Linked DNA regions of Mus musculus: region 1 is linked to region 2. The links are chromatin loops, found by intact Hi-C in ENCODE. Cell type or tissue: heart. All regions are shown on one strand. Each heading gives the region's core, and the rest is flanking DNA. Links, peaks and the distances in the headings are about the cores only.

The links. Hi-C counts contacts between places; a loop is a spot of excess contacts. Peaks named below come from ENCODE experiments on the same cell type or tissue, not always from the same donor. Only the 100,000 strongest peaks of a DNase experiment are listed, where the experiment ranks them.
Region 1: it touches region 2 in a loop (4-fold over the local background); 4 of 42 quality-filtered maps call a loop at or near these places.

Annotation. Positions count from the first base shown.
Region 1 is chr2:148,499,227-148,511,932 of GRCm38, forward strand. No RefSeq gene overlaps it. Among named protein-coding and RNA genes, the nearest start is that of Gm46770, 57 kb to the right of the region's middle. In heart, for the core only: no CTCF peak of the experiment used is centred there; a DNase peak (open chromatin) is centred at 6,625; H3K27ac peaks cover 299 bases.
Region 2 is chr2:148,437,671-148,450,376 of GRCm38, forward strand. It overlaps Cd93 (CD93 antigen), which reads right to left and starts at 5,865. Exons shown (of 2, transcript NM_010740.3): 1 at 3,845-5,865; 2 at 1-3,597. The coding sequence starts at 5,754. The coding sequence ends at 3,573. In heart, for the core only: no CTCF peak of the experiment used is centred there; DNase peaks (open chromatin) are centred at 3,951, 4,561 and 5,951; H3K4me3 peaks cover 3,574 bases; H3K27ac peaks cover 4,212 bases.

The sequences.
Region 1 (12,706 bases), core at 1,782-9,781, 61 kb after region 2:
TTCTAGGAGTCAAGCTTTCTCCAGAAATCTCACATGACTCTAGACCTATGCTCCTGTTTAACATCAGCCACAAGTGACTATTTGATTAAGTTCATCACAGTTAAGCCATGAATAAAAAATACATACACCCCCAGAACCTGAGGAATTAGCTGCCCATGGCTGCCGGCTTCCTAAAGGACAGCAAAGATAAGGAACTCATAACTGTAAAAGCCTTCTTGCTACCATTCCCCTATGCCAAACAAAATGCTCACAGTAGGAGCTCCTGGTCTCCCTCCTAGCCTTCTGCACCCTGTGCAGAAACCCTGTGGCTGGAGCTATCACTTGCACCCTAGGTCTCTCCACTTTGGCATTATTGGCATCTGGGCCACAGTGTCCTCTGGTGGGGCCTCGTGAGCATTAGAGTTGATTAGAACTCGATTTCCCCACTCCATGTGGAACATTCCCAGTAATGACAATTCAGCCATTGCAAGTGTCACCTGCGTTGTTCACTGGTTGATAAGAACTCCTCTAAATAGAAACAATGTGATCGGGGAATAAAGGATGCTCTCAAGAGGTAGCTCCATCTGAGTTCAAGGCTCCCCATAGGCCTGGCAGAGGCTGGGAGCACCAGGGGCTCAGGCTGGGCCTGACATATCCCAGATAGGAGGTCCTAGTATGGGGTTTAGGTTCCTGAGTATGCTGAAACAAGGAAAGCACGGCTGTTGAGAGGGAGTGTCCTTTTAAGGACTGACAGACGTTTTTTTCTTGCATGAAAACAAAACAAACACGGAGCCAAGGAGTCTTAAGGCACACAACAATGAGCAGACTGGGTGAGATAGGTGGAAACCAGAGAAGCCTAACTATGAGTTTCTGGAAAATCTGTCTGTGAATTGAGACCAGAGTGAGCTGAGGGTGAAGAAACTAGCCATATGGGGAGTTTAAACCTTAATGCAGAGTGAAAGTCTCCTGCTGTGGGCATACCAGCCTTAGATAATGAGCACAGTGTGCTTGTGTGTCGGGAGGAATCTGGTGATAGATGTTAGGATAGAGGAGCCTGATAATATGAGTATCAGACTCAGCAGAGAGAATATGGGACAAGGCACTTAAACGTCAGCCCAACCAAGAATGAAGAACAAGGGCCCAGTGGGATCAGGTGATACCTGGCCTGAGGAGTGACACGAGGAACTGGAAGCCTGACCTAGGAAGGAAGTGCATAGGTTGCTGGACCATGGAGCAGAGAGAGCAGGAAGTACTGGATAGCTGGACTATGACTTGCCTGAGGCCTGGATAAAGGTCTGCAGGCTCAGATGAGGGCTGTGGACTATATTTGAATTGACCAGATGGTAGTCCACAAGACTTGAGGGCAGAGACCAAGCCTAGAGAATGAGTAGTAAGTTGGATCAGGAAGGCAGGGAGGTCAGAAGAAGCTGGAGGCACAAAAGACACGGAAATCACATACTTCAGGACTACCCTACCCAATTCTGAGTGAAACTAGATGGGGAAGTTGTACTATTCATTGTCGTATGGGGTACCGGCAGATGGCAGCAGCAGAGACATAAAACAACATTAGGGCATGCAGGGAAGCAATGACACTCAGAAAGAGGCTCATCCATGCCTGTGTACCTAGTAGAACTCCAAGAGTCCCAAGGGCATCCATACGACAAGCCACCATGTGCTCATTGCTGGCACTGGAAGTAGGGTGATGTCCCTAGGACTCTGTCTGATGTAGTACAGGTGAAATATATGGACTTAGGATCAAACATCCCCCAAAATAACTTATTCAGGTCACTGGGGGCCATCTTTTCTCCATGTACCCAAGGTCCAGTATAATCTGGAATGTTTCCCTGGGGGAGAGGACCTTGAAGGGCACACAGTGGCAATCCTAGAAAGAGTCCTGCAGATGGCCAAGGTTCATACTCACGCTCCTGCAGCCTTCCAGTAAAAGGTCTGTATCATTTGAAGAAGAATCATTCGACACCTTCCTGTCTGCAAAAGGGCTACCAACTGCTCAACACTGTCTCACCCCATTTCATCTCTCACAGAAACTATTATAATATACTGGGGTAAGATGTAGAGGTCGGGAGCAAGCTCTCAAACCATTGCTGTCCTAAAAAGCCACATAGGTCGGGAGCAAGCTCTCAAACCATTGCTGTCCTAAAAAGCCACATAGGCTGTTGCTGGCCATTTAGAGTCACTCTGTCATCCTGTCTGATTTGACAAGCACACAGGGAGGTCAGAAAGGCAACCCTGTGCAAGGCTCTCTCTAGATCCTTCCACAAGAAGCCACAGAAAACACACCTCTATAATTATGACTGAAAATGAAATTTTGACCAGCCTGGAATTTAAGTGTATGAATGAAAAAAAAAAGTTCCTCCATCAGATTAATGGTAATCAAATCTGTAGATGCTTTTTGGATAATGATTGATGTGGACAGGGCCAGTGTGTGGGAGATGGTGCCACCCCTGGGCCAGTGGTCTTGCATTGTAAGAAAGCAGGCTGAGAAACATGGGGAGCAAGCCAGTAAGTCTGGATGCTCCATGGCCACTGCTTCAGTTCCTGCTTCTGTGTTGCCTGACAATGGACTATAACCTGTGAACCAAATCAACCCTTCCCTCGCCATGTTGCTTTTGGTTATGGTGTTTTATCACAGCAATAGAAAGCAAACAAAGCCAACCCCCTTTAAGATAGTCTTATGGAGGTTGAGTTTATCTGTTTTCATGAGGAACTTCTGCAAGGGTTAAGGGGAGTGCTTCACACCTTTAAAAAGTATATCACGTACATGTATGGACATGTCAGAGCAAGACTCACTACTGTATACAGCTTCAGTATTTTATATACTAATTTGAAAATAGTGCATGTGTGCACGGGTTCGGTGGGAGGAGAGCTGAAAACTATGTCTCACCTAACAGGCATCAGGCAGAGTGAAATGAAAACAAGATTCAGGGCCTTGGTTTTAGCTACAGTGGCTTAACAGGGTGGGTAGTCCAAGAAGGATGTACTATCTGCCTATCAAGACCACACTGGTGAAGTTTATAAAGTTCAATGGCTCTAGAGCCAACCACTCCGTTTCTGGCCATGATTGGAAGGGAGAAGCTGAGGACTCTATCTTTTGTACTTTGGGTGCCAATAGAGCATTTTCTGATTTCCCTGGAAGAATACAGTCTGTGCCTCTCTGAAACCTGAGCAGTGAGTAGGCTTTGGAAGGAGACACAAGGTTCAAGCTGTGTTCCATAAATAAACACGGTCAGGGTTGGAAACTGAGAACAGGAGCAGGCAGAGCAGAGAGCTTTTGCCCTATGAGCTGCAGCTTGGAGGAGTTCGGAGGCAGTGGGGAGTGGCAGACATTGAAGGTTCTGCAGCAGGAGGAAAGCACAGGTTGGACAAAATCCATAGGTGTGGCCCCAAGAAATGCTGGATTTAAAAGTCACACCAAGAGCCTATTGCCAATTTTGGGCCCATCAGCTGTCTACACTCCTGTAGGGGACACACACTGGAATTTCATGGGGTTCCAGGAAGGAACAAACATAAGCAGTTACTGTCCTTGGGAACAGATTTCAACTGATAGAGATAAATGTGGAGGAAATTGCCAAAAATTCCTCACTCTCAATGGCTGAGGCCTACTCTCTCCCTCCCATTCTCCTCTTTTTCAGAGTCACCTCTGAGCATGAGTTCCTATCTGCTATATCAGAGGACATTCTTGGAGTCCCTCTCTATGACACACATATGTTCTATAAGTCAGATCTCCAGAGCCCAAGCCATGCCCATGCCCAGTGGCTTCTTGTCTAGTTTAGACACCCTAGACAGATGTGGGATAAGTGTCAGTACTGGCCTCCATAAAAAATAGTTAAGAAAGCAGGTTGTTGTTGTTGTTGAAACTTAGACAAGACTTACAACGTCTACCCAGTGCCTCTGGCTTGTCTGGTATTTTTGTCTCCCTGTGACAAAAATACATCATGCAGAAGCATGGACATAGCAAAACTGCTGAGCACTATTTCCAAGGTTGGTTCTGTCCCTGGATCACAAAACATCCAGGCTTCACCCATACAAAAGCTTTGAAGCAGTCAGAAAACAATTCTCTTACCACCTCCCACATAAAAGAGAACACTCTATACAGAAATAAATGTACAGTATTCCCTTATCTGCAAATATTTTGGCAGGCATTTACCAAGCTGCTGTCTTTGACTCCAGTGTGTGTTTATATATATTGCATTTAAAAATAAAAATAAAAATAAAGAAAATAGAAGTGTCTTGTCAAATGAGTTGAGTGTTATTTCCTTGTCACTAAATCATATCTGTGTTAGTACATGAAAGGCACCATGATTTGTAAATAAAAAAAAAACTGTTTTACTTTGAAGTGACATTTTCCAAACTTATCAATGTTTTCTGTCTGTGAAAGTCACATGAATTAGTATCCTGTAAGTTCTTATGTTGCAATAGATGGAATCTGGGTAACAGTTGGCTCCAGTGTTCTGCTACTGATCCCACCGGTAAAGTCCATGCTCTGTATCCAATATGATCTGCACTGCTTGCTTTATGTACCCAAAGTTCTATGAAAATGTTTGGCTTGTTCCCTTTCCCCGATCTTATTCCAGACAGGTGGCACATCCAGACAAAGGCCCAGAAAAGCCAGCATCCTGTCATTCTAGAACATCATTGACTCTACAAGAGAACAGCCCTTATGGTGTCGTATTTTTAAAGATACTTCTTATTTATTTTATAACAGAAAGACTTAGTCTCATGAGCATTAGTTGAGTCTTTAACAGCTTCCAGTTGTCATATTCATAAAGATTTAATGGCATGTGAGAGCTCACATTGGCCTCAAACTTCATGAATGTAACTGGGTAGCAATCTATAGGCTGCAACAGTTCCAGAAATTTCTTCCACACGTGAAATATGGTGAGGCCTTTCCAGAGTCACAAAACTGCATACGCCACTCACATTCCTCTGAATCTCCGTGGTGACTTTAGTGCAGTCCTTTTTCTTTATCAGTTAAACCTCCACTGATTGTCTTTCTGACATCACAAGTCTGTTTTCTGGTATGTGGATCATGCCCTGGCTATTTCCTGTTTCTTATCATCTCACACATACCCCAGAGCAGTGAGACTATCCAGTCAACCTGGACAGGGGTTTGTCTTACCTTGAAGGTAGCTTCCAAGATGACTGATACAGAGGTCAAAGAATCTCTGTCCAATAGTTGGGAACCTACAAACAAGTCACAGCAGTCTTTCCTTCGAGTCCTCATGGAGCTTGTTAGGTCCATGGTGTGGATCCAAGGGAGGAGGGCATGAATTGCTCAGTGGACAACTGCAGTGCCCTCTCTTGGATCCTGGACTCACTCTATGGGCACCTCTTGGCTTACTTTAGCACTGACCTAAAGGACAGTATGAATTCAGTACTTGAAGTCCAAACCCAGAAAATAATAGAATTGTCTTTGCTATCTGCATAAGTGAGTTCTTCATTGTCTGAGAAGATCAGAAACCATTAAAATGGAGAAGACTAACCCCATGCAACTTCTTTCTTCTGGAATGGATATGGTTGAGGGGAAAGACTTTATTGCTTTGGGGAGTAAAGACTACTCTCAGTGCACAATAGGAGACAGAACAGGCCCTGAAGCTGAGAGGTGTGGGTAACCAATACCAGAGCTTGGCTCTGCCACTCAGACAGTGCAATGGATATTTGCCGAATGATTGGGAGATTGTCCCATCCCAGGAGCAGACTCAAAGTGAAGGAAGAAGTCCTATGTGATGAAACCTCAGGAATGTCCTCAGTCGAGGACAAGAACTCAAGCATGCTTCTACATGCCACTCTTCCACTCCCGAGAAGGACCCTGCCATTGCCATCTTTGAATTATGTATGACTGTTTGCTTGCTTATTGGTTTGTTTGTTTGTTTGTTTTGTTGATTGGCTGGTTTGTTGGCTGGCTGACTGGTTGGTTGGTTGGTTTTTCAAGACAGGGTTTCTCTGTTTTTTCTTTGGCCATCCTTGAACTCACTCTGTAGACCAAGCTGGCCTTGAATTCAGAGATTGCCTTCCTCTGCCTCTAGAGTGCTGGAATTAAAGGCACATGCTACCACCACCATCTGCCTCTGAATGACTTTTTAATAAGAGCAAAGCATCACGAGCTTTTGTGTAGCCACTTATGCTTCAGTGTGCCTTAGCAGTCATGTGTCTCCAGGGCTAGCCTAATGAGGTCATTAGGTAACTATGGGTGAAATCTTATGTACTGTCAGGATAGGTGAGAGCTGGGGAGGGGCTAGGTTTCTCTGTGTGTCCTAAATGTCTGTATTTCATATTGAAAAGTAGAGGTATAAGTTGTATGAGTTGAATAATTCTTTAAAAGTTTCCTTTTGGGGGAATTGAACATATATTTGTAGAGTCTTGTCTTACTTCCCCATTCTTGTTGGATGACCCAGCAGAAGACAGTCTAACTCCTTCTCAGGACCCCGAGTGTGGTGGGGCTCCAGCAGAGTTCTGCAGCCAACTCAATCTTTTCCTTCTTTGTGCGTGAACAGCAGCTTGAAGGGTGCAAAGCTGGCTTTGACTTTCCAAAGGGATTGTCCTAACAATTCCAGGAACTTAAAGTCAGAAAAGGTTACAACGGGTGGAGTGAGATCATTGGCCTTGCTCCAGAAGTGTAGCTAAAGATAAGGCACCTTAGGGCGGTGGCTAAGCTCCCCAGCTTCCAATGCCCAAATAGTTCCCCTGGAGACTGCAGATCTTAGAGACAGCAGCATCAACAATAGAGGATCACTCCCTCCCCATAACAGGGGTAATCTGAATACTTTCCCTGCCAAAAAGCATTGCTCTTCAAAGAGAGGGTGAGGGCCATGTGATGCTTTCCCATCTCTGTACCTTTGTGGTTACAAGCCGGGTGTCTGTGTCTCTTTCCTGCATTGCAATTTCAGCAAACATCTATTTATTTATATTTTAATGTCTGTTTATCAGTTCGGTTTATTCAGGATGAGACGAGAAGGAGATTGGCTGAGCTCTACAGAACATCAATTCTGATTACTGGTTTGTTTTATGTGCCTGAATCACTGATAAGCTACATGATCACTTTCAATGTCCATAGCAAGCATAATCTGAGAGTTTTAGCATCTTCATTGGGCAAAGCATGACTGGGCCAGGTTTTTGCTGCCATGCTTATCCAGTGAGCACCGGGTATCATGTGGGCACTGAAAAAAGCTGGCCTATATAGACTCATGTTCTTTCTCCAGGGCTAAACTGAGGGTGCCTAGGGCTCTTTAGCTATGCAGGTTTCTAACATCTTACTGCCTTAGCTAGATGACAAGCGACACCTACCAGGGCAAAGATCTTACAGAATCCAGCAACAAAGAACAATATGACGAGGAAATTAAGTAAACAACTCCATTTACAAGAGCATAAGAAAGATAAAACACATAGGAATAAACTTAGCCAGTGAGGCAAAAGACTTGTGCACTGAAAATACACATCACTGATGGACAAGATAAAGGAAGTAATGAGTGAGTGGAGAGCCCTTCCAAGACCATGTATATAAGGCAAGATGTACCACTGTTATTATGGCCAAGGTGATCTGGCGATTTAATGTGATTCCTATGGAAATCACAACTGGAGTGGTTTTGCTTTTGTTTTAGAAGCATAAAATTCCATCCTAGAATTCAAGATATTTTCTTAATTTTAAAATTTTATTTGTATGCTTTCTATGTTTCTATATTTGTCATGTTCACTCATATTACTCTCTTTTCTTCCCTTTCCATTCTTTCCTACTTTTATGTTGTTTTATTTTTAATTCATTGACTTTAATTAGGGTTTCTTGCGTGAACGTGGTTGAGGAGTTATTTAATAAAGCATGGGCAACTTACCAGTGGTTATACTACTAAAGAAAAATGACTTCCAACCTCTAGCAACAATAACTGCCAGTAGTCCAAGGCCAGGGGTGGGGACATGTGAGCCCCTCCCTTACCTCTGTAGGAATGTGGACTGGCTTGATTTTATGCAGCTGTGAGTTTCTGAGTGTGAGGTCATGTCATGTCCAGAAGATAGCACGTTACAGCACTCCTTCCTTCCTTCCTACCCTCCAACTTTTACATACTTTCTACCCACACTTCTGCAATGCTCCTTAGCCTTGGAAACAACACTAAAAATGTTCCTTTAGGCTGTGTGCTTTATGATCACTTATTTTCAGCACCTTGGCCAATTATAAGTCTTGTATTCACTACTGCTCAGGGCTAAAAGAAGCTTTTCTGACTAAAAGTGGAACCAATCTATGAGTATAAATATTTAGAAGACAGTTTGAGGACATATCCATCAGTGAAACACAATGGTAGGTTTCCTATCCCTCTTAGAGTCCACAGCCTCCTCAATCACAAGCTTTTGACCAGGTTTTCAGTATTAGATCTGAATTCCTTCCTGTGAAGTCAGCCTCAAATCCAATTAGAAAGCCACAATAGCTATGACACTATTGTACTAGGGAGCACATCTTGCCTGGCAGGTGGGTACTTTACTAGGCAGGATCCACCCCTGCATTACAACACCACTGATGACTTCATCCAACCCCCAGTAGCACTTTCTGGCACTGAGAAGCTAGCTAACTTCAGGCTCAGTTCTAGCATTGTTTTAATCTGTCCTGCAACCAAAGTATATTGTGTTTTCAGCAATGGGTCTTATCTCTAGTTCTGGTGGGCAGTCAAAAGAAATGGTAAAAGCCAAGAGGAATGTAATAAATGTGTAAAGGGTCTAGGTTGTTGCATAATTAGTGCCTTTCATCAGCGTGAGCTTGGCCCCCTCTACGCAAGATTTTCTGTAAGTATGTCTATGCGTTTGTTGTTTCTTTATTCCCTCACCCCACTAGAGTTCCCAGACACAAGCCATTCTGGAAGCTGTAGACAGTCTCTTCAATAAATGATGCTATAGAAATTGGGTCTCTACAGAAAAGAGTAATGACAGCCCTTACCTTACACCATATACAAAATTACCTTAGAATGTACCAAAACCTCAAACACAAGACTTGATGTTTTAAAACTCTGAGAAGAAAAAAGATAAATTCTTATGACACTGAATTTTTAATAACATAACACCCCAAAACACAGAACATAAAACTAAAAATAAATAAATTATATCAAGATCAAATTGTGTGTCAAGGGACCTAATTGACAGAGTGGAACACAATGCATGCAGCTGGAAGAAAGAAAACACCTACAAATTTTACCTGATGGGGGTTAAGATCCAGAATATGTGAAAGATTTAAGATTCAGGATATATATAAAAACTCCTGCAACTGAACAATACAAAAATAAATAAATAAAAGTTAAAAATGGCCAAAGAACAATTCTCTAAAGAAGACAATGTACAATAAACACAAGAAAGGAAATTCAGCATTGTTGGTCATTAGCAAAATTCAACTCAAAAACATCATGACATCCTAATTAAGGTGCTATATTAACAAACGGCAGCATGCTGCTCACCATGTTCAAAAACTCTTGAGCACTGAATGGTACTGTCACCATGGGAAAGAATGACTCTTCCAAAGAATACAACTCAAAGAAAGGTAAATGTGGAAAAATCATCCAATTCAGGGATCCTATTTCTATATATACACACAGAAGAAGTGAAAGCAGGGATATTCATGCTTTCACATTCAAAGCTGCATTGTTCTTAATAGCCAAGAAGTAGGAGCAACTGATGGACCAGGTGTCCATCAATAAATTAATGAATTAATGGAATGTCATCTCTGTGTGCAGTAGGGTATTATTTAGTCTTAAAAGAATAAATTGTGGCACATAGTACAAGAATGAACCTCAAAAAACTATGCTGAGTGAAATAACCCAGTTATAAAAGGTTGCACACAGCCTGGTGCAGTAGTGCACATTTGTGATCTGTGTACTCAGGAAGACAAGACAGGAAGGAGGCTCACAAAGTTGACGTCAACTTGGATTGCACAGTAAGACAGTGTTTCGGAAAAATAAAGAGCATGGGACAGGAGAGCTAGCTCACTGGATAAGAGCACTCTTTGAGCAAGCATGAGGACTTAAGTTTGAACCCATGTAAAAAGCCAATTGTGGCTACACATGTATCCATAACTCCAGTCCTGGGGAGGGTAAAGGTGAAAGGGCTTGCTGGCCAGAAGCTTAGTTAGCTCCAGGTTCAGGGAGAATCTCAAAAGAATAAGTGGAGTGTATCAGAACAAGACATCCAACAGGCATCTAGGTACATGCAGCAGCATTCACATGTACACATATACCACGCACATACTTACACCACCTCCCCCTTAACACATGCAGTAAAATAAATAAATGGGAAATCATAAAAGAATGAATATTGTGTAATTTCCCTCAGGATGGAAACTTGGCGTAATCAACTCCTAGAGACAGCAAACAGAATGGCAGTTGGCAGGACTTGGGAGTGAGCTGGATGGATCCAGAGGACTAGTTTTGGATGCTAGAGTGTTCTCGAGATGGGCTGCACAATATCGGATATGAATATATACTGACTGTGTACATGATGGTCAAAATGACATACATTCTACCACAGATTATTTTTTAAAACATTAAAAAATAGATGCCATGAGCAACCAGTAAAACAGTCCACAGGGAAATCTCACATTTAAGGAAACTCAAGGCATCAGAGAGTCACACTTGGGCTTTGTGTGATCCCCTTCCCTGAGCTGAGTGGGGCCCACCAATACCGTTATCCACTATGATTTTCAGGCAACAATTTTATGTCTCCAAGGGGCTGTACAACTGGTGCAGATGAGCCCACAGACTTATCCCTTGTCCCCCAAGGAACAGCTTTTATGGGGCAGCCAGGAGAAGGGGCTTTCTGTCCATTCGTCTCATACCCCTATCGTCTTAGCTTGAATTTGATGCTGAGGCTAGAGTATCACAATCACATTTCTTTCCGTAATAGCCAATAAAGCCTTTCCCTCGCGGTTGGATTGGTTAGACTGATTGTAATCCCCCCCCCCCCCCCCGTGCTGGGGTCGCCGTCAGGGCCTTGCACATATCGGTCAAGCATTTTGACGCTGAGCTACACCCTGAGCCTACTTGCATTTTTTTATGATCTTGATCCAATCAAATAAAAAGAAAAGAAATTCAAGGAAGCCTAAGGAACCCAGCCAGGCAGATTTGTAAATTCAACACTGAAAGCGCTCAGGCAGGTTTGTAAGACTCCCATGACAGGTCCTCCACCCACTGGCGGAGGACTTGCAGCTGCTTCAGACAAACCTCGCTAAGTTTCATCCCATCTTCACCTCTCAGATCACCCTTCTGAGGTATCAATCTTATCAGGACATCTAGATGGGGCTCTAAAGTCCATGTGGCCTTTGGTAAGGAAGGACAGCTGGTTCCTTGGCTACAGTGATATGGCACTTGAGACAGTTCTACATAAATCCCACTGGTATGTTTTTGGCAAGTATATACTGGCTCTGACTGCCAAGATGCTGTTCTTCCTCCAAAAGCTAGCTGAATAAGGACTTCCAGATGCACAAAGTGAAGGACACATGCTCTTGTCTAGGACAATTGCATGGAAACCTGCATGGAACAGAAGGGGAAGAGAGGTATAGAACTCCAAGTCCTTCTGGGATGCCAACACATTTCCTGCACTCGTGAGTGTAATAATAGTAGCTTCCTGGGGAATGGACATGGACATGTAGGCTCTGGACTTTTATAGACCTGTTTCCTTTCTGCTGACCACAGTGATAAAATAAACATTAAGATCCATGTTTGGCATGGCACTGGGGAAGAAGCATCAGGAGGATTCTTCAGGCTTGCTTTGGCTAGCCAAATCAGGAAGCTCCAGGTTTAGGAAAATACCTTGTCTGAACAGGTAAAGTGGATTATAATAAAAGAAGAAATGACATTGAAAAAAAAAGATACATGTTTGGCTGACAGTAAGAATATTAGTGTAATGTCAGACAGGATATTTGAAATTGAAAGTAAGTTTTAAAAAAATAAGCCTGCCAGGTGACTGGGGAGATCATTCACTCAATGCATATCATCCCACATCCATGTAAAAATCTGGAAATGGTGGCATACTTTGTAATCTCTGCGTTGGTGTCTTAGTCAGGGCTTCTATTCCTAGGCAAAACATCATGACCAAGAAGCAGTTTGGGGAGGAAAGGGTTTATTCAGCTTACATTTTCATCACTGAAGGAAGTCAGCACTGGAACTCAAGCAGGTCAGGAAGCAGGAGCTGATGCAGAGGCCATGGAGGGATGTTCCTTACTGGCTTGCTTCCCTTGGCTTGCTCAGCCTGCTCTCTTATAGAAACAAGACTACCAGCCCAGAGATGGCACCATCCACAAGGGGCCCTCCCTCCTTGATCACTAATTGAGAAAATGCCTTACAGCTGGATCTTGTGGAGGCATTTCCCCAACTGAAACTCCTTTCTCTGTGAAAACTCCAGCTGTGTCAAGTTGACACAAAACTAGCCAGTATAATTGACCCCTTGTCAACTTGACACACAAACACATTACTAGTAAGCCTCAACCCTTAGTTCTTTGTTTTTTTTTTTTTAACTCTTTTTTACTAGGTATTTTCTTCATTTACATGCCAGTGCTATCCCAAAAGTCCCCCATACCCTCCCCACACACACACACTCCTACCCACCCACTCCCACTTCTTGGCCCTGGCATTCCCCTGTACTAAGGCATATAATGTTTGCATGGCCAATGGGCCTCCCTTTTCACTGATGGCTGACTAGGCCATCTTCTGATACATATGCAACTAGAGACATGAGTTCCGGGGGG
Region 2 (12,706 bases), core at 2,535-10,534:
CGCGAGGCTCATGGTTAGGAACTCAAAGAGGAGGAAAACTTGATGAGGAGGTAAAGAGTTCTTTCTCGGCAGCTTGCCCTGCACTGTGAACATGTACTCAAAAGTATTTGTGTTTCATTCCACATTATCCAGTGCTCTGGGGAAGGAATCAGGGTAGACCTTCCCAGAGGCTTACTCGGTTTCCCCGGGTATGAAGCTGAAGGAAAGCAGCCCGCTTCTCTTCTTTCTGCTCCTCTTCTGTCTGGCCTTTTTGCTCTCAGTTAGAGACAGGTGGGATTCATCCAGTTACTGTCATTAATAAAACACCATGATGATGCGTAGCACCCTGAGCTGGTGATGACAGTGATGGTGACGGTGGTGGTAGTGGTGGTGGTGATGGTAGTAATGATAATGATAAGTGGGTCTCCAAAGCCAGAAAATGCATACATTTGGGGTTGCATCAAAGCCATGCTAGACACCAGGGAAAACTGAGGCTAGACTTCCTTTGCAAATAGTGTTTAGGGCTCTCTCTCTCTCCAGGCACTTCTTTCTGAGTAGTTTGTTTGTTTGTTTGTTTGTTTAACTCCTCAAATTACTGGGGGTGAGGAGGTATTGCTTTTTGACTATCTTTAATAATGAACAAAAATAATGCAAGGTACTAGGAGTATAGGGATCCTGGAAGGCTAGTGTCTACCATACTCATGTGCTGGCTACCATCGCCAGAACCACATAAAATACAAAGGACAGTGATGGCCACCTACAACTCAGTAATGGGTAGGCTGGAGGCCTGAAGGTATGCCCCTCCAAAATACAGTTTTTCCAGGTCTGGACTTAAGAAAATTCTGTTGCCAAGTAGTACTTCCTCTGGTCCTCACAGGCAGAGGAGTGTTCTGTCTCTGCTCACTGATGTCGTGGGTAGAGAAGGCATAGCCTAACACACCTTTGGTCCAGTAGAAGTTCACTTATTTATTGCTTTGCCTCTTAGATGCCCTAAGCCAGAATTTTCCAGTCTCAAGTATGAGGACAGCAAGAATATATGTGAGGCTGGGCAGTGGTGGCGCACACCTTTAATCCCAGCACTTGGGAGGCAGAGGCAGGCAGACTTCTGAGTTCGAGGCCAGCCTGGTCTACTGAGTGAGTTCCAGGACAGCCAGGGCTATACAGAGAAACCCTGTCTCAAAAAAAAAAAAAAAAAAGAATATATGTGAAAATAAAGCACCCATTTAGGAACAGTGAGTGGCTCCATTGGCTTTGCCACATGAGGTATGGTTCTCCTGAAGGCTTTGGCAGGTCAGGAGATGAGAGAGCTCTGTCTCCACGGGAGTGGCTCATGCTGAAAGCACACTTTGAGAAAATATGTTCCTCATCATTCCCTTCCCTGTTGTGGGTCCCACAGAGTGGATCCTGTACCCCTAGGAGTATTGGAAATGGAGCTTCATGTCTATCCCCTAAGTCATCCTGGTCAGTTGAAGTCCTACACAGCAGCCTGGGCATAGATCAAACACAGCTGTGGGGAGCCTAGATTCAGTTATCTTCCTCATCTCCAGCCATAAAGGTGAGCAGTTGAAGGCCTGGAGGTAAAAGTGATGCTTTTAGGGTCATGTCCGTATATGCAGATACTACCATGGCTCTAAATTCATCTGAATGATCTGAAAGGCTGGTAATGCTGGTCTGCTGGTAATGGATTAGCTGCCAATCTCAGTTATTGCCAGGGATCCTGTTCCAAACACCCAAACTTCAACTGAAAGCCAGATGCTGAGTTGATTTTTAAATGCACTCATTTCAGGCATCCCACTGAGCCCGATCTTTTTCCCATTACTCTCCACCTTGTGTTTTCAGAGAGAGAGAGAGAGAGAGAGAGAGAGAGAGAGAGAAGAGAGAGAGAGAGAGAGGGAGGAGAGAGAGAGACTAATAAAAATATCTTCATTTTAAATTGGCCAAAAAAAGGTATTTCTCTAATATATTTCTCTAAGATATTTCCAAAGGTCTTGAATCTGCTTGTTATTAACGTTCGATTCCTGGATATCAACTTGAGGGATGGGTGCCTTTGTTCCTAGAAACCAAAGTTCTCTAGTCTGAGAACAAAGACTCTGAATCTCATGATGGAGACACATTCCATGTCTCAGCTTTTCAAACAGCAGAGACAACTAAGATGAAGCCTCCCAGAGATACTGAAGTGACTCACCAGGGATGCCTTCCAGTCCCCAGACAGACCTGTGCAGCTGAAACAACATTACCGTCAGCAAGTTTAAGGGACACTTTTGCAAGTTTAAGGGACACTTTTGTAAATGGACACTTTGAAATAAACATGTCAATCATAAGATGGCTCTAAGCAGTTTTAAAGGCTGGACATTTTTTAGCTGTTCTCTCTTCCCCTTTCCCTTTCCCCTCTATCTCCTTTTTTTTTTTTTTAAGAAAAAAAAAGAGAGAGAGAGAACTTTCTTCATGACTAATCCTTGGTTTGGTATGTGTCACGCCAACAAGATAGGGCTCAAGTCCTCCAGATGTACTTTTAACTGTGAAGTGGACTAAGGTAAACTTAAATGGGAGCATTTAAAATAGAGCCCATCACCTGGCTCACACATCCTTTCCTTACGTTCAGAATGAAAGCCTCCTAAGGCTTTCTGAGCCTACAGTACCAGCTTCCAGTTAGGGACAGTATAAAGGTAGACAGGGTGCCCTGCAGTGGAGTTGGGGCCTGTGCTAGCGCAAAGACAAATGAATCTAGGAGTTTTGTTATTGTTTCTCAATAATCAGGTGTGTGTTAGCATCAGTTCATTCTGATATTTTCATTCAAATATCTGTTAAAACAATCCCCTCCTGCCTCCCCCTCTGGATTATGCTTTTACCAAGACCTCTCACTCACTTGAAGCAACTTCCCAACTTGTAACTTTGCTTGCCCATAAACCCAAGGCTATCAGAAAGTTAAGAGTGAGGGGATACAATATCTAAACTTCCTGCCAGCTTACTCCCTAAGCAGTTGGTTGAACTTCCTCTCATTCTGACAGTTTCAACAATACCAAGGGGGCTGGGGGGGGGGGGGGGACGTGAAGGGGAAATGCCAGAAGGCAAATGTACACAAAGGCAGCCATCCTGAAAAAGTCCCTATAGGAAGGGTAGAGCACTCTCACCTAGTTAAGTAGTTTTAAATTGGTTTGCTGTCTGTCCTGTGATGGAAAGGAACTGTTTCCATTGTAATTAGCACCAGTAACTCCTTCGATGATAAATCAAGTGATAAGAAAAAACTTTGAAGCCCCATCCCCCCACCCTGTCCCACCCCTCTGACTCCTTTCCCCCTAATTAGGAACCAGAGGAACCAGTTGCTATTGGATTTGAAAAGGGTGTTTGAGTGAGGTCTGTCAATATCCACAAAACTCCCCACAATGACAAACCAACACACAGCTTTCACCCCCAGACATATCAAAGGCACCAAGAAAATACCTGCCTATCCCAAGCCACCAGGTTCTTAAGTGGAAGGTGCACAATTTTTTTGCTGAGAGTCCAGTCAAGTCATTCAGAATGATGTGGCTTCCCCCTCATCTAAGAAGGTAGCTCTGAAGGTAGTGGCAGCTGTCTCTAAGGCCACATAGTCTTCAGCAGTCTGTCCCTGGTGTTGGGCTGTGGAAAACAGAAGATTACAGTGTGAGATGCCATGGAACTCTGCCATATCTGCATCCTTGGTCCCCTTGCCGCTACTCCACATGAACTCATAGGACAGATAGGCACTTTTGGACTGGGCTGCTGAGGTTGGCTTTAAACAACAAATGGCCTGCTGACTGTTTGTCTCTGCTCTCAGTTCTGTGGTCTGTGCCTCCCAGGCCTACATCTGGCTGCCCAGCTACCCAAGTAACCTATGGCACTTTACCTGTACTGATTCTCCGGGGCTTGGCTCTCTGCTCGCTCTGGAACCCAGGAATAGCTGTCGGCTGCATTCTGAGGCTTCTTCTCTTTTATCTCCTCCTTCTTGGCTCTCCGTTTATGATAAATGAGAATCCCTAGGGCCAGCACCAGCAAGAGTGAGATGGCCACCACCGTCCCCAGGATGTAAAACAGAAGCAGGTTCTGCCCATCGGTGTCACTGTGTGCAGACACAGAATCTTCATGTGTCGGCTTGCTGTGGCCGGAGGTCGTGGGGAGGTATGTGCCCAACTCGAACCAGACATCAGATACTTCACTAGGGATTTCTATTTCTAGTGGAACAGAGGCAGTGGGAATATCTGATTGGACGAAGAGACCTGTTGTCTGTGCTCTGTTGGAGACATCCTTAGAGCCACTAGGAGAACTGGGCATTTCAGTAGGAGGCATAGTACTCTCCTTTCTGTCATCGTTGTCTTCCTTTTGGGGAGGCCTGGCTGGTAGTTCAGAAAACACAGTGCCCCTGCTACAAAAGACCCCATTGGGAGCCAGCTCCCAGCCTGGCGGGCAGCCACACCTGAAGGAACCATCTGTGTTGAAGCACAGGGAATCACATGGATTGCCCCTTGCGTCCGAACACTCATCTATATCCTCACACTGGGTACTGTCTTCCCCAGACACAATATAGCCCTCTTTACAGGAGCAGTAGAAAGAGCCATCAGTGTTGATGCAGCCTTGGGCACAGGGCGAGTTGGCAGCTGCACACTCATCCACATCTTCACAGGCCTCTTCCTTGGGGCCACTGGGTTGGTAACCAACCCAACATTCACAGTGGAAGCTCCCTAGAGTGTTGACACAATCCTGGGCACAGGGGGAGTCCTGGCACTCATCTATATCCACACAGTGCACTTGGCTAGAGTCCAGCTGGTAGCCGCTGGGACAACGGCAAGTGTAGTTTTCACTGAGTGGTACAGAATGGCACATGCCACCTCCTGTGCATGGGTTTGAGCTGCAGGGGTTCCTGGAGGCACAAGTTACTAGATCATCCAGCAGTCGAAATCCAGGCCGGCAGCCGCAGCGGAAGGAGCCATCGCCACCTTCGAAGCAATCCTGCTGGCAGCCCCCGTTGTTGAAACTGCAACCAAACTTGGGGCTGACACAGAGTGGGCCTGAGCTGCCCCAGTGAAATATTCCTGGAGTCTTTTCATTGCATAGGAAATAGTGGGTTTCACTCTTAGCTTCATCCCCACAAGCTACATTGGCTACAGAGGCAAAAGGCACAGCCTCCAGAGAGGAGGTAGTGGCCTGGAAAGGGGTGGTATAGGTCACCCGCCCTGGACCACCCAGCGCCAGTGGCCTACACATGCCTTTGAAGTTGAACTTGCACAGGAAACCTTCAATGCTGTTACCTGGAGCTTCGGGGGTCCCACAGGGACTCTCATGCCACTTGGGCAGATGGCTGGGGTGAGGTGTCAAGGACAGGTCCAGTATGAGGGACACACAGCGTTTAAAGATACAGGAGCTCTTGCTGGCTTTGTACCAGTTTGAATAAGCTGTGTCCTCTCCACCACCCACCCAGCTGAAGCCCCTCATTGGCAAATCATGGTACGTACAGTTGCCCTTCTCTCGCTGGAGCCCGATCCAGAATTTGCCCATCTTTGCTTCCAAGGGTGCCTTGGTCTTCAGGAGCTGAGTCAGGGCTTGCTGAACATGCCGGGCCTCCTCCTCACTCTTCACGGTGGCAAGATTGCCTCCATTCTCATTGCAGCGATGCTGGGCTTCAGCGGCACTCAGCTTGCCCCAATGGGCTGTATAGCAGGCAGTCCCCTCGCACACCACAGCCTGTGAATCAGCAGCAGCCCCTGCCCAGGGCTGGCCAAGGAGCCCCAGCAGCAGGAACAAACCAGTTGAGATGGCCATTCTTCTGTGTCTCCTTCTGGGAGGGGCTAGACTCCCCTGCGGTGACAGCAGCAGCCGGTGGAACCTGGACCTTGACACCAGGCTGTGCTCTGAAGGGAGCAGAGGCGCACTGCTGCTTTCACACTACCACAGCTCTGGCATTGAGAAGGTTACAAAGACTCGCTTTTCACGTCCTCCTGACCCAGGGCGCATCCTGTGCTCTCCTACTTCTTATTTCTCACCGGATGCTGGGGTTTCCTGCCATGAATAGCCTTCTGACTCCTGTTGCCTTCATCACGGTTTTGTTGTTCAGAGGGCAGTCTCTGGCTCAGAGCTGTGGAAACACAGAGGATCCAAGAGATATGGCTGCTTTATTTTGAGTCCGTTCACTTTCCCATACCACAAAGAGCCCCAGTGGCATGCTGTCCAGTGAGCAGAGACTTTGGGGGGTGGGAGGGTAGAGACTTGAAAAGTATCATCCAAGTAACCCATGATAAAATTCCACTTCAGATTGCAAACCACCAGAAGGGAAAGAAAAATATGTGACGCTTGAGACACAAGGGCATGGAAAGATTATAGTTTTCGGCCTTTTTTAGAAGCAAACTGGATCTGCTTTTTTTTCCTATCTTGTACCCTGTCTCTGTTTTTGGAGTCGTTTTTTTCTTTTATTCTTCCCATCATGAACTTTAAATAGACAGGAAGCTTTTAAATAGGATTTTGGCTGTGGGAATTTCTGGGTTTCCAACAATGTCAATCTCCATGAGAATATATATATTTTTTAAAAAGGTGAAAATAGTTTTCAGGGTTTCCTAGTGCACTATAAATGAAGTGTCAGGGTCCCCAAAAGATCAGAAAGATGGGAAAATGAACCTGGCCTGCCTTGTCATATTCCCTAACCCAAGGCTTAGGCGGAGTTCAAAGGCACAGGAGCACAATCAGAGGCTGCAGCTCAAAATCACGATGTAAGAATCAACACCCGGGCAGGCGTTACAGCTCACAGCACCTGGGCCAAGGCCTGTCTCAATCAAAGCTAGCCACTGGAAGGTGGAAACTACGTTTAACTGCCCCTGTCCCCAACCACCACCATATTCTACTTGACCCCAGCTAGACTCAGAGTCTAACACTTTGGAGAAAGTGTTAGATTAAGAGATAAAGGAAAGTAGTAACAGAATGAGGCCACACAAGTGTGCTAATGAGCCCAGCCTCCTAAGATAGGTTAAAAGCCACTTCACAGAGTCATCCCAGTGGAGGCAGGATCCAGCTGAGGCAGGATTCTGGGCAGATCTTGAGCACTCACTCCTCTATTGCTGGCAGCTGGCTACACTGTTCTCTCACTTGCTTTTGAGGTCACTTTGCAATTTCTAGTCTTGGCCTGCCAGATCATATGCCCCTTCCAGAGGCAGGGCTTGACACGGGCAAATGTCCTGATAGATTTTTTGGGGTGGGGTGGGGGGGTGTTTTGTTTTGTTTTGTTTTCTTTATTAGATGCAATTTCTTCTTCCCAAGATGCCCACGGTTGTGAGTGTGGTCGTGACTTGCAAGAGGAAGCAACCCAAAAGAACATGTGAATTAAGAGATTTGTGTTACCACAGATCTCAATGTTAGTGGGAAGTGGGGAACTATGGCAACACTGAAAGGGAGAGGGAGGGGAGAGAAATAAGGAGAGGGAAGGACAGAGAGAAGATAGGGGGAGACTAGGGAGGAAGGGGGGAGAAGGATGGAGAGAGGAAGAGAGGATATCAAAGCTTTTATTGGGGTTCAGGATATTGTCTAGGCAGGTTTTTAGGGGAATGCTATCTGGAGTTCAGAACTAACAAGACCTGATTCCCAAGAATTCACTCAAACCTTTTCTCAGGTGTCCATAGCATTCCATCCACCTCATCATCCACTTAGCTACTCAGCCATGCACTAATCCATCCATCTACTCAGCCATCTACCAGTCTAATAACTTTTCATATTGGATACCAGGCTAAACACTAATTACAGGGAGGTATTCTTACCTTCATGATTTCAAAAAGTGACAAATGTGAACAATTCAGTATTGATTCACTTCATTGAAGGCAACATAAGGCAAAGCAAGGGGTGGCAGAAAAGACCATTATCAGAATCCGAAGCTGGTAGTGGGAAGTAGGCAGTACGGAAGGGAATAAAAAGGGCAACGGAGTTAGACTCTGAGGCAGTGGTTCTTTACCTTCCTAATGCTGTGACCCCTTAATACACTTCCTCATGCTGCAGTGACCACCCCCCCCACCATAAAATTATTTTCATTACTACCTTTTAACTGTAATTTTGCAACTGTTATGAATTATAATGTAAATATGTGACATTCAGGATATATGATATGTGGCTCCTGTGAGTCACTTAACTCCTGAAAGGGTCGCAACCACAGATTAAGAAACAATGTTCTAAGGGGAAGATATCTAAGAATGGGGCACATGTGGGAAAGAATATACACCATGGCCTTGTGGACAAGGGGTTGGTTGCACTGAGCCTAGAGCCTGAGGCATGGGAGGCAGGATACAGAAGACAGTAGAGCCCCAGGACATGAAATGATTTGGGATTTTCTTTGGAATCCTTTGGGGAAAACTGAAGAGATAACATAAGAACTTTTTGTAGACACTGAGAAGTGGAGTTAGGTGATGGTCAGCATGCAAACTTGGGCTTCCAGGACCAGAAAAGAATGTGGGGACTGTTCCAGAACAATCCCAAGCCTGGCGAGACTTAGCCTATAGTTCCCTATTTCTCCTTTGCAGTCTTGCTGAGTACTCTGAGCTTTTTTTCTGAATTGATTTTAAAAAGGTATCTCACATCTCACTGGAACTGGAATGATCAGTTCAGTCTCAGTTAGCAGCAGGTTTGTTGCTTAGAAGTCATTCCAGGATTTATCTGGCTTCTCTCTGTCTCTCTCTGTCTCTCTCTCTCTCTCTCCCTCCTGGAGGTGTAGAGACAAACTATGTAATAGTGTAGCCCACAGCATCTCCTACCATCCATAGGTGCCTGTGTATGCCTTTGTGGTTTCTTCTTCCTTGAGTGCACAATGATCACCTACTGTGTACTTGGCAGCATTGTCACCAACATGGTGGTGAGAGCATGGGCTGCACTGTGTTATGAGCCTTGTAGCAGATAGAATGGAGAAGGCGCAAGAGAATGATGGGAAACAGGGTGGCCCCAGTGACCTCAGCAGCTGCTGCCTTGGTGATGAAGGACACATTTCAACAGTGAGCCAGAAATCAGGGTGTCCCTGGGCAGAGGGTCAATACATTCCACAGAGCCAGCAGCTAAACACAGGGCAGGCCCAGGTTGAAAACCTAACAGATGCAGGGAAGCAGGTGGTGATTCATTCACAGAAAATGTATAACGGATGAAAACAAGGCTTTGTTGTGTTTTATAAGACAGAATAAAGAACCAGGATATGTTTGATAGAGATGCGGTAAGGTTCAGGGGAGGGGATGCCTCTAAGGGCCCATTCTGAGGCATCCCTTCCTCCTAAGAATAGACTTTATTTAGGACATGGAAAAGGGACTTGGGACAGGAGTGGAGACAGAGAGTGAGAAGTGGGGAGGGGAAGAGGAGAGGGAAAGAGAGAGAGGAGTAGAGGCCATGGAGAGAGTGTGGGAGGAGAATGAAGAGAGAAGGGACAGAAAGGGAAGAGAGTAAGAGGGTAAGAGAGTAAGCTAGGAAGAGAGTGAGGAGGGAACAAACAGCCTCTTTTATACTGAGCCAGGCATACCTGGTTGTTGCCCAGTAAGTGGGGTGGAGCCTAGAAGGAATGCTAACAGGTCTCTTTTTATTTTAGTGGGTAAACAAGTAAAGGCACTTTTGGACAAGCCTGACAACCTGAGTTTGAGCCCCCGGATCCACATAGTAGAAGAAAAACTGACTCCTATGAGTTGTCCTCTGACCTACACAAACACACACATACACACACATAACAAACAAACAAACAAACAAACAAATAGATTTCTAATTTAAAAGCCCTTTATTGACCAGTGGACCAGCAAAAGAAAGCCATTTGTCACAAGTTCCAGTTGCCTCCCTCGTCAGTTGTGAGGAATTTCTCTAGAGGAGAGAAAGAAAGTCATGGCTTCTCTTTGCTATTCACTGTCCTCCAGGCTAGTGAGTTATCCTGTTCTGGGAGGGTAAATTTGAGCCTGTGACCTCAGAAAGTCAGGGACTAGACAAACTGGCTTCCTCTGAGATTATTCGTTTTTGAAAATCTGTTTCCAACTATCCTTGAATGGGCTCTGGATGTCTTTCCTATAGGAAGCACAGAAGCATTGTTACGTAATGAATTTGTGTCTTGGTGTGTCCAGACTCGGAGCCAGTTTCAAAATTATCCTTGCTTCTCAGAGAGTAAGCTTATAATAGTTGGGGGGGTCACTCAGAAGGTATGATGGCCAAGCCCCTACGATTCTACAATCTATAAGTGGATTCACAGTGAATGCTAGTATTAGAGTGTAAGGGACTAGACAGAACCTGAGTTCTGAGAACTGAGTCACTAAGACACTATTATCCCATGTGACTCAAGGAAGTTCACATTTTCCATTGGCAATTTTAAATATACTCTGTACAAACAAACTAACAATAGATTAACATACACACACACACACACACACACACGAACACACTCAGGAGCCATGAAAAATAATGAAACTCAAAGAAAAGGTCATGTGAGACTTAGGTCCTGCACCCTTTTCTCATCTGTAATTTTGAGGCAGGCTTCCTCTCATGCTATAGCCCAGGCTCACCCCTAATTTTTACCCCTCCTTCCTTAACCTCTGGACTGCTGAGATTGCCACCATACACCATCACACTCAGCATAAATGCCCTTTTCATGGGGGTGGGGCACAGAAAATCTAGAGCAGCAGTTCATAACCTGTGAGTACAGAACTCTTTGGGCATCAAACAACCCTTTCACAAATGTCACATATCAGATACACTGTGATTCGATATTTACATTTAGATTCATAACAGTGACGAGATTACAGTTATGAAGTAGCAACAAAATGACTCTATGGTTGGGGTTATTACAAGGTGAGTTAACTGTGGGAGGGTGAGAACCACTGATCTTTAGAATGATCTGATGGAGATAAATGAACCCTGGGGCCAAAGTGAGCTTGTTTCTAGGGTCTGAACAAGCTCCAGGGACAGATACCAGCTTGGACAATAGCAGCTGTTGCCATTTCTCTCTGGTGTTATAGATGGAGAATTTGAAGAATTGGACGAAGCCCCTACTGTTGGGTGCAACTGTGCTTAATGCAGATAAGAGGGCTGGATGCCTCCAGCATCACCTGCTCATTGTTAAGAGTGTTTGATTTAAAATGCCCAGTTCCCAAATATTTTGGAGTGTTGGTTCCTGATTCGCAACAGCAACTGATAGGTTATTTCTTTGCCAGTGAAATGAGCCAATTCAAGCCAGGTTAGACTATATTAAAGGCATGTTTACTGGGAAGATGCTCTTGGGCAAGTTCACTGACCCCAAGGAATAAGGCCAGGAAAGTCACCATGGGGAGAGAGAAGGGAAAGGGGAGGGGGAAGAGAAAGAGAAAAAGAGTGCATATGCAGAGAGAGAAGGAGAAGGAACGAGACCAAAATGTCTGGATTATATAGGGAGAAGCTGCTGGAGAAAGGGCAACCCAGCCCCTGGGTTGGAAAGCTCAGGGTTGGGGACAGGGTATGCTAGGTAGGGACTGAGGGATGCTGGGAGAATCTGGAGGCCAGGTCTGCTTTGATATGTAAAATAAGCACATGGTGGAGGGTCCCTTGTCCAGGATGCAGTGGGATAGAGGTGGGGTAGGGAGAGTAGGGGGGATAGGGAGGGTGGTGGTGGGGTGGGGTGGGGGTGGGGAGTAGGGTGGTGTCAGAAACGAAACAGCAACTACTTTGGCTTGGGAGTTTAATGCTCAAAATTTATGACAAGAACACAGAATAGAGTTTGTGAGACACAATTATTTATGAAGTACTTGAATAATCTAAATAGGGTTTTGTTTTGTTTTGAGACATGATCTTACTCTATAGCCTATCCAGACTAGCCTTAAACTCACTCTAATCCTCCTGGGATTCTACAGGTGAAACTTTGGCATGAATAGCATGTTTTAAAATTGAAATTTCTCCAATTTAATCTTTTGCTTTAGTAATAAAAAATAAATTAAGGAAAACTATTCATATTAGTTACAGCACAATTATTCTCCAAAGTATTCTGTTGCATGGAGATGTGCTCTACTGCAATAGCCCAGCTTGGGCACAAAGATCCCAGCTTACTATAAACAATGGCATTCTAGGATACTTTTTCATCTTAGAGTGGAGTGTTGGGAACTGACCCTTGCTCTGAACTGAAGATATAAAAGATATCCACACTTAGTTCAAATGCCACTATGCCACTGCCTTGTTAACTTGGCAACCTACTGAGCCACTGCACTGCTCCTCTGTCTCTGCTCCTGCTGGGTCTTTGCCAAAGAGTTCATACCTGGGAAGCACTCAAGACAATTGCCAAATCACCTTCCCATCTGGAGCCTGCTGGACTCAGCCTCCTGAAATATGGACCTTTTCTGTTGGCCCTGAACTTGGGTTAAGTCTCCCCTGTTTAGGCTTGGGCTCCCCACTTATCAAATGGGGAAATAAAGGCCACGATGCTTTTTTGCTATGGAGGGTGTACTGGCTAGTTTTGTGTCAACTTGACACAGGCTGGAGTTATCACAGAGAAAGGAGCTTCAGTTGAGGAAATGCCTCCATGAGATCCAGCTGTAAGGCATTCTCTTAAGTAGTGATCAAGGGGGGAGGTCCCCTTGTGAGTGGTGCCATCTCTGGGCTGGCAGTCTTGGTTCTATAAGAGAGCAGGCTGAGCAAGCCAGAGGAAGCAAGCCAGTAAAGAACATCCCTCCATGGCCTCTGCATCAGCTCCTGCTTCCTGACCTGCTTGAGTTTCAGTCCTGGCTTCCTTGGTGATGAACAGCAGTATGGACGTGTAAACCGA